2 separate regions of the Homo sapiens genome follow, and region 2 is linked to region 1. A link is an interaction called in ENCODE POLR2A ChIA-PET data of the cell type or tissue named here. Cell type or tissue: MCF 10A. All regions are shown on one strand. Each heading gives the region's core, and the rest is flanking DNA. Links, peaks and the distances in the headings are about the cores only.

The links. ChIA-PET counts read pairs that join two places held together with the same protein. Peaks named below come from ENCODE experiments on the same cell type or tissue, not always from the same donor. Only the 100,000 strongest peaks of a DNase experiment are listed, where the experiment ranks them.
Region 2: POLR2A ChIA-PET joins it to region 1 with 5 read pairs; 5 of 35 experiments call an interaction of 5 or more read pairs at or near these places.

What each region holds. Positions count from the first base shown.
Region 1 is chr6:133,897,260-133,901,662 of GRCh38, reverse strand. No RefSeq gene overlaps it. Among named protein-coding and RNA genes, the nearest start is that of TCF21, 10 kb to the right of the region's middle. In MCF 10A, for the core only: no CTCF peak of the experiment used is centred there; a DNase peak (open chromatin) is centred at 1,892.
Region 2 is chr6:133,588,817-133,593,219 of GRCh38, reverse strand. The region is part of intron 4 of TARID (TCF21 antisense RNA inducing promoter demethylation); the gene reads left to right. Among named protein-coding and RNA genes, the nearest start is that of EYA4-AS2, 130 kb to the right of the region's middle. In MCF 10A, for the core only: no CTCF peak of the experiment used is centred there; a DNase peak (open chromatin) is centred at 2,169.

The DNA of each region.
Region 1 (4,403 bases), core at 248-4,247:
CCCGCCTTGGCCTCCCAGAGTACAGAGATTATAGATGTGAATTACCACGCCTGGCCCATTTTCACATTTCTAAAATCAGGATGCATCTTAACATTGGTCTCTTTGTTTCAACAATTTGTATTGTCGGAGCTATAATGGATTCAACTGCAGTTGAAGAATGTCTTTACAAAGATTATGCTCTGATTCCATATTGAAAAAATGTTATTTTATGCATAGAAAGTAATGGAAATAGAGAATCAATGTGTAGTAACAAAGGCATTTGCCATTGGAAGAATATCCATAATTCCATATTTTCTTACAAATTAACATCAAAGTGCTTTTTGGGGCATAAGAAAAAAAGTAAACAATAAGTAGATGATCCTGTGATATTTGGTTACTGAGATACATGCAAAGGATTGCCTAACACAGGCTGTATTAGTTTCCTGTGGCTGCCTTAATAAATTTCCACAAACTTGGTGCCTTCAGCTGACAATAATTTACTCTTCTCTTAGTTCTGGAGGCTGGAAGTTCAATGACAGTTTTGTTGGGTTGAAATCAAGGTGTAGGCGGAGCCATGTTCCCTTGGAGGCTTTAGGGGACAATCTCTTCCTTGCCTCTTCTGGTTTCTGGTGGCTGCTACTCTTCCTTTGTTTGTGGCTGCATCATTTAAATCTCTACTTCTGTCTTCACATCACCATTTTCTCTTCTGTGCATCAAATCCCCCTCTCCCTTTCTCTTATAAGGACACTTGTGATGGCATTTAGGGCCTACCCAAACAACCAAGGATAATCTCTCCATCTCAAAATCGTTAATCATATCTGCAAAGACCCTTCTTCCAATTAAGGTAATATTTACGGTTTCCAGGAATTAGAATCTGATTTCTTTGAGGCCACCATTTAGCCCACTACACAGGCCAAACAATGCAACTAGGGTTAGGGAAACCTCCAAATTTGTAAGAATAAGTAAAAGAAAGCTTGGTGTGACTAATTTATGTTGCTATTTTCATTATGCTCCCTGCCAAAAATATCAAGAAAGAGTCAATATTAAAACTATAGAATGGGTATCAGTTGCTTGGAAGAAAATTACAGAGATAACAGAGAACTCTTCTAAGAAATGTTCTTAATAAACCAGAAGATAAAATTGGGTGGTAAATCACTAGATATTGACCTTTCAAAGTGGAAAATTATTCAGAAGGGCCAAAGAATTTTTTTAAAAAAACTTTTGTGTGGTAGATTAATTATAAAAATAGTTCTAAATTTCCACACGTACACAGTCTACATGTTCTAAGCAAAGTGCATTTGTAGTTTCTCCCATTGAGAGGTAAAATTTATTTCCCTATCTCTTGAATCTGGGATGCCCTTGTGACTGGCTTTAGCCAATAGAACACAGCAGAAGTGGCACTATACCTGTTGTAAACCTAGGTCCAACAGGCCTTATGACTTTCTGTTCCCTCCCTAGTTGCTACAAGAACAAACTAGCCTATGGGATGATTAGAGATGCATGGTTTAGCTGGACCCAGTGGCTCACACCTGTAATCCCAGCACTTTGGGAGGCCAAGCTAGGTGAGTTGCTTGAGGTCGGGAGTTCGAGACCAGCCTGGGCAACATGGTGAAACCCTGTCTCTACTAAAAAAGAAAAAAAGCTGGGTGTGGTGGTATGCACCTGTAGTCCCAGCTACTTGGGAGGCTGAGGTGGGAGGATTGCTTGAGCACAGGAGGTGGAGGTTGCAGTGGGCCAAGATTGTGTCACTACACTCCAGCCTGGGTGACAGAGGCAGACCCTGTCTAAAAAAAAAAAAAAAAAAAATGCATGGTTTGGTTTTCCTCATACCCTAGCCAATAACTGGCCAGCCACCAGGCATGTGAGTGAGGCTGTTCTTGACCAGCTAGCTCCTAGCCAAATAGACAGCCAGCCAAAAATGTATGGGCAAGCCCCAGCAAGAACAGTAGAGCTCAGCTCAGATCAGCAGAGCCTCTTAACTAACTCAGATTCCTGAGTAACAACTAAAGCTTATTGCTTTTAAGCCACTGGGTTTCAGGATGGTTTCTTTTATGACAAAAACTGTTACATAATAAAAAGTCACAAGACTTTCATGACTGGGATTGACTAAATGATTCAGAATGAATTAGGCTCTGAATATAAAATAATTTTTGGAATATTTTAACTAGTTTATTTTGCTTATAATTTCCTTTTATGTATCCTTAATGGCAATATAGGATTAAAATAAAGTTATAAATAAGTCTAAAAGAGATCCTTAAGTAAGTATAAAATACAAATTCTAATTTTAAAAAGGCTTAATGTCATGCTTTTATTGGAAGTATTTCTTTCCTTTGTATGGCTACAGTTTTTAAAATTTCTTTTATTCTGGGACCCTCCTACATTCAAGGTAGTTTCAACAAAATAAAAGAATTCTATACTCAGCTTTCTGCCACTTTTTCACTATATAGCTCTTGGCAATTTATTTTCCATCTCTGAGTTTCAGTTGCCCTATAAAAAAAAGTGAGGATAATAATACCTCTGGGTCAGGGTTGTTTTGAAGATGAAATATGATAGCCTCTATAAATGTGCTTCATGAATGCAAATGGATGAAAAAAATTAAGAAATCTTAGTCTGTGCTGTTATTTCTTAAATGTGCCTTACAATAACATTTTACTGGCTAAAAAGTGCTAGTGATTTCCTCAATAAGATTGTTCTAGTCCATAAAGTAGATCATTTAGGTTATATGAATTTGTTTTGTTGTTATCTCTGCTCCTTCCCCACATCATAGACACAATAAGACCTGAGAACATGACCTTTTTCCAAAAACATGTTGCTCCCCATTGGAGTAGCAGAATAAACCCAGGTGGTCCATATGTAGACACCCCAGGCCTTATGGCATTGTATTATGTTTGTAGCAAACCGATTTGGGATTCTTGTTGCATTCAAAGCCTCCATTGCAAAAAGCTGCCCCAGCCAACAGCCAACCCATCTCCAGCCAACTACAGCTGATGGGATAAGAGGCATACAACTGCCTGGAGAATCTAACCACAGCCTCTAGATGAAGTCAGTAGTGGTCTCTATCTTGAAAATTCAAATTCAAAAGATATGGAGATGTAAGCTTTGGATAGTGGAGTTTGCAACTGAATTCAGTTCTTGCAGAATTGGGGCCATAGTCAGCAACTTAATAAACCAAACCTATGTGAAATCGATAGTTCAGAAGCAGTTGAAAGTGAGCCAGCACAGAAAATTAGGTTGCAGAGGACAAAATGCAGAAGACTGGCAGAGAAAACAGAGACAAGGGCCCAGAGAGCTCCAGCTCCAGAGAGGAGAGAGTTTCACTCCTAACTTTTCAGTTTCCCAGGGGATATTCCCTAATTCCTTGTTACAATTTATTTTCTGCCAGGAGATGTCAGCCAGATTCTCTGGACTATCTTTACAATACCTAATTCCCCTTTTTATTGGAGCTAGTTTGTATGGATTTTTATTACTTGTAACTATATGACCCAGTTAGTTTTAAAAAATTCTCCTGGGTTTAGAGATGTCTTAGATTGCTTTCATTCAAGGGGAATATTATTTGGTGATATAATATAAAATATAGATTTGGTCTCTGTCCCGGTTCTTGGCACAAGAGCTTCTAAGACTCTTGGAATCTCCTGAGTGATAAGAATTTTTTTTTTTTTTTTTTGCATGCTAATGAGATGGCTGGTGGCTGGAATCACTGCATGGTCCATAGACAGCTAAGGTATAGCAACTGGTTGCCTGAGGAACCAGCCTTGTGATTAGAGGGTCAGCATTTTCAGCCCCACTTCACCTCCAGGGAGGGAAAAGGGGCTGGAAATTTGAGTTCAATCCCTTATGGCCAATTGTTTAATCAATCATGACTATGTAATGGGATCTCCACAAAACCCCTAAACAACAAGGCTCAGAGTGCTTTTGGGTTGGTGAACACATCCGCTTACTGGGAGGGTGGGACACTCTGCCTCCATGGGAACAGAAGATCTCATGCTCAGGACCCTTTAAAACCTTGCTCTATATACTTCTTCATCTGGCTATTCATCTGTATCTGTTGCAATATCCTTTATAATAAGCTATTCTTTGTAATAAACTAGTAACTGTAAATAATAAACTAGTTCATCTGTGTCCTTTGTGATATCCTTTATAATAAACTAGTAACTGTAAATAAGTGTTTGTGAGCTGTTATAGCAAATTAGCAAGGAGTTAGCATCAGAATTGAATTGTAGGACACCCAGTTGGTGTCCATAGAGAATTGGAGAATCCATTTGTATGTGGGAAAACTCCACACATTTGGTGTCAGAAGTGTTGTGACTGTACAGAAAGGGAGAGTTTTTCTTTTAGGGAGGAAAAGTATGATTGTTAAGAAAAAAAAAAAAGACTAGGTGCAGTGGCTCAAACCTGTAATCCCAGCACTTTGGGAGGCCGAGCGG
Region 2 (4,403 bases), core at 185-4,184, 310 kb after region 1:
GCTTTATAAGAATATCAAAGAACATTCCTAGATATTATTATTTGGTGGAAGAAAATTTGAATGTCCTGAAAAATTCCCACACTACTAACAGCTATAGAACCATTAAAGCATAAAGGACTCTCTTAATGACTTTCTGTGGCACTTCAGCGCATGGGGTCTAGGAACACTGTATTACAAATCTCCAATCTACTTCTATTAACAAAGAACCAGATTACCTCTGTTCATAGGCTTGTTAATGACAGCCGGTTTTTTCATTGGCTTACCTGAAGAGATATGCTTTGAAATAAACTTTGGAGAGCTTTATATATTTATGTGGAACTGTTCTCTAAAAAGAGGAAGGCAACACAGAAGTCAATAAGAACTATGAACTGGGAGCCAGGATGCCTGTGTTCTGGTCCATGTCTTGAGCCCATGTAGTGATCCAGGTCCAGGGGTGGCTTGTTCTTTCCACCTCTACTTCTCTCTTTGAAGACTTTTGTGCTTCCCTCATTAATAAAGATGCTTGGCACTTAAAATGTGTAAAATATGTGAAGACTCTTTACATTCTAAAAAGGAGAAACAAAATACTAGGGGGGAAGGGAACCAGAAGATTTTCACATGATTTATATTGTGTTGAAAACAGGGTGAGTAATTTTAAGGAGGATGTCCTTCCTGATGAGAGAACTTAGTAAGGACCTTAGGTTTCAAAGGCAGACTTAGAGGTAACTTAGACAATAGGTCTCATATTGTTTTATAGTTTACCTGTAATATGAGGAAGGACATCATTCTTTAGGGCACTCTGTAGCCTGTAGTACCAACATGAAACTAATGTAAGGAAGAATTTTGGATTATTCATACCAAAGTCTAATTGCAGCCCAAGCAATAATGTTCAGTACATTCTTTCTGTGTGATTATTGCTTTCTGTCTTTTTGTTCTTCAACCTGAGGAATGGCTCCAGTAGAAATGTAATTTTGAAATAGGTCCCGTATTTATGGGCTGCCAGAACATTTTTTTTGAAGTTGTATTTTATAACTTGGGTATTTGAGGAGAAATTATGCACGAATGCCCATCCAGAAAAATTCTCTTTATTACAAAGATTTGAAAACATATTCTGAATTAGAGATTTTCACTGGTTAGAAGAGAATGCTATTTCATCAATTCACTCATAAAGCAATAAGGATATAAAAACAGGAGTTCAGAGCTATAATAATCCTAACTTCTATTCACATGTATTATATCTGAAAAGGGGTCTGATTTTCTTTTTATGCAAACCAAAAGAATATTTAGCCATAATATTTCTTTTTAAATATTAAAATAGTTTGTTATGCAAAACAAAACAATTATGGAAGTCCTAAGTGATGAGATGATTATCTCTTCTTACTATACAAAGGAATCAAACATAATGGAATAAATAAGCAATGTGATGATGAGACTTGTTTTACGATAAATGTAAGACATCACAATCAAACATGAGCCAATGCATAGCCTCCATTTCAAATGAAATGACAGTCTGCTATCTTAAAAGAGCAGTTGGTTCATAAATTGACTATAAAGTGCTTCTTTTAGCTTTTAGTGAACATCCTTTTTTAAAAATGCACCCAGAGATAAGATATTCTCCAATGCTCAAAGTGGTCCTCCGATTACAGTAGAATTTTAGTGTTTACACATCCTAAAGGATTGGAAGAGCATGAGGCAATAGAGAATGCTGGAGTCTCATTCTTGTGACTAATTTTTTTGTAACACATCTCTTTCCATACTTTTAATGGCTAAACCTCTATAGATAGTGGATTAGCCAGAGCTTTTTCAGTGGCAAGTGACATAAACCCAAATGAATTTGAGCTCATGTAACCAAACTATGAAGGGGGTATGGGTGGAACAGAAATGCTCTGACAATTTATCCCAGGTTCTGAATGCTGTCAGCTTATTACCATTCAACACCCCCTCTCCCCACTCTCTCTCTCTCTCTCTTTCTCTCTCATGTTGCAGTCACTATCCTAGACATTGGAATACAATCATGAACAGAGGAGCAATAGAACTCTCCACCCTTATGAGGTAGCATTGTTTCATAAACCTTTAAGCATGAGTTTAGTGTAGTCAGACAGATGGGGAAAGGGCAACACTGGAAGAGGAAGCAGCGTGAACAGTTAACCAAGGGAGGGAAGTGCATGTGATGAAACATGCCAGTAATAGCTAGGGATCAAGTATGGGCATGAAGAGAGAGCTGAAAGCTAAGGTATAGTCGAATGCCAAAGACATTGGGTGCTACAATAACAAGTGAACAACTACGATGTCATTCTGAAGATGAGTCAGCAGAATCTGCAAATATAATAGGTAAAGAAGAGAGAATTGTCCAAAGTGAGTGTAAAGTTTCTAATTCTAGAAACTATGAAGAAGCATACCCCATTGCCTCCACTCACAGACTTTACATATAGCCACGCCAAACTATAATTGTCAGTATGAGTCAGGTTTCTCCAGGTAAACAGAACCAACAGGGTACAAACATATTTGAGAGACAGAAAGGAAGAAAGAGAGAGGAATTTATTATAAGGTACTGGCGTGATTACGGAGATTGAGAAGTCCCAAGTTCTCTAGTTAGCAAGCTGGAAACCCAGGAGAGCCAATGGTGTAAGTGCCAATCTAAAGGCCAGCAGGCTCAAGACCTAAGAGCCAATGTCCCAATTCGAGTCTGAAGGCAGGAAAAGACCAATGTCCCAGATCGAGGAAAAGGAGTTTCCTCCTGCAGAGGATCAGCCTTTTTGTTCTGTTCAGGCCTTCAGCTGATTAGATGGCCACCCACATTAGGGAGGGCAACTGCTTTACCCTCCCTAGAGGGCAATCCATCAATCAAATGCTGACGTGATCTGAAAATACTCTCACAAATACACCTAGATTAATGTTTGACCACATATCTGGGAAACCTGTGGCCCAGAAACTTGACAGATAAAATTAACCATCACAGCTGGGTTCCGGCACATTTTTGAGCCTTTGTTTACGAGAATTCCTTGGTTGGAAATATTTTCTCCACCCTCCTGCCCTTTCTTTACTCTCAATCCTATTAGCCGCCACCTTCGTCTTTGAGAATACCTGCTCATCCTTTAACAATTTGCTCAAATGTCATCTGTGAAGTCTTTTCTGAATTTCTGTGCCCCAGACTCATCATTTTTTAGTTCTCCTAGCACCCTACATTAACTACCAATATAGCAATATCATATTATTTTAATCTCTGGTTTAAACTTCTGTCGTCTTGTACTAAAATGTGATTCCCCCAAAGGTATGGATAATTTTTTCTTTTTACTGTTACATTATTTTATTTCTCCTAGGTATGTGTGTGTGTGTGTGTATATTTATATATATGTATGACTTGAAAAGAGGGACTCACACAGATTATTTGTAAACCAATGTTTGTAGCAGCATTTTTTCACAATAGCCAAAAGGTGAAAACAACCCAAGTGTTCAACAGATAAATAGATAAACAAAATGTGATATATCTATTCAATGCAATATTATTCATCCATAAAAAAGACTGAAGTTTTGATATGTGCTACAACATGAATGAAGCTTAAAAACATTATGCTAACTGAAATAAGCTGACCATAGTTTGTATTTTTTTTTTTTTTTTTTACGACAGAGTCTCTTTCTGTCACCCAGGCTGGAGTGCAGTGGCGTGATCTCAGCTCACTGCAACCTCTGCCTCCTGAGTTCAAGCAATTCTCTTGCCTCAGCCTCCCAAGTAGCTGGGACTACAGGCAGAAGCCACCACGGCCGGCTAATTTTTTGTAGTTTTTGTAGAGAAAGGGTTTTGCTATGTTGGCCAGGCTGGTCTCAAACTCCTGACCTCAGGTGTTCCGCCCACCTTGGCCTCCTAAAATGCTGGGATTACAGACCTGAGCCACTGCTCCCAGCCAACCATGTTTTATTCATTGTTGAATAAAATTCAACAGTGTTGAATTCATTTTATTCAACAATGAATACCTACCACTTAGCATGGCTCCTGGAATATGGGTGGTACATGTATAATGATTTCGTGTATAGATTTGGAGCCAGAGTTCCCGAGTTCAAATCTTAGGAACTTCACGTCCTAGTTATATGATCTGAGCTAGTTATTTAACTCTTATGCCTCATTTTTCTTATTTGAAAAGGGTCAAGAAGAGGTGAAACAAATGTACATATCTTGTAGGGTTATGAGGATTGAATTAATTTGTAAAGAGATTAGAAAAGTATCTGAAGGCCAGGCACAGTGGCTCACGCCTGTAATCCCAGCACTTTGGGAGGCCGAGGCGGGTAGATCACGAGGTCAGGAGATCGAGACCATCCTGGCTAACACGGTGAAACCCCGTCTCTACTAAAAATACAAAAAATTAGCCGGGCGTGGTGGCGGGCGCCTGTAGTCCCAGCTGCTCAGGAGGCTGAGGCAGGAGAATAGC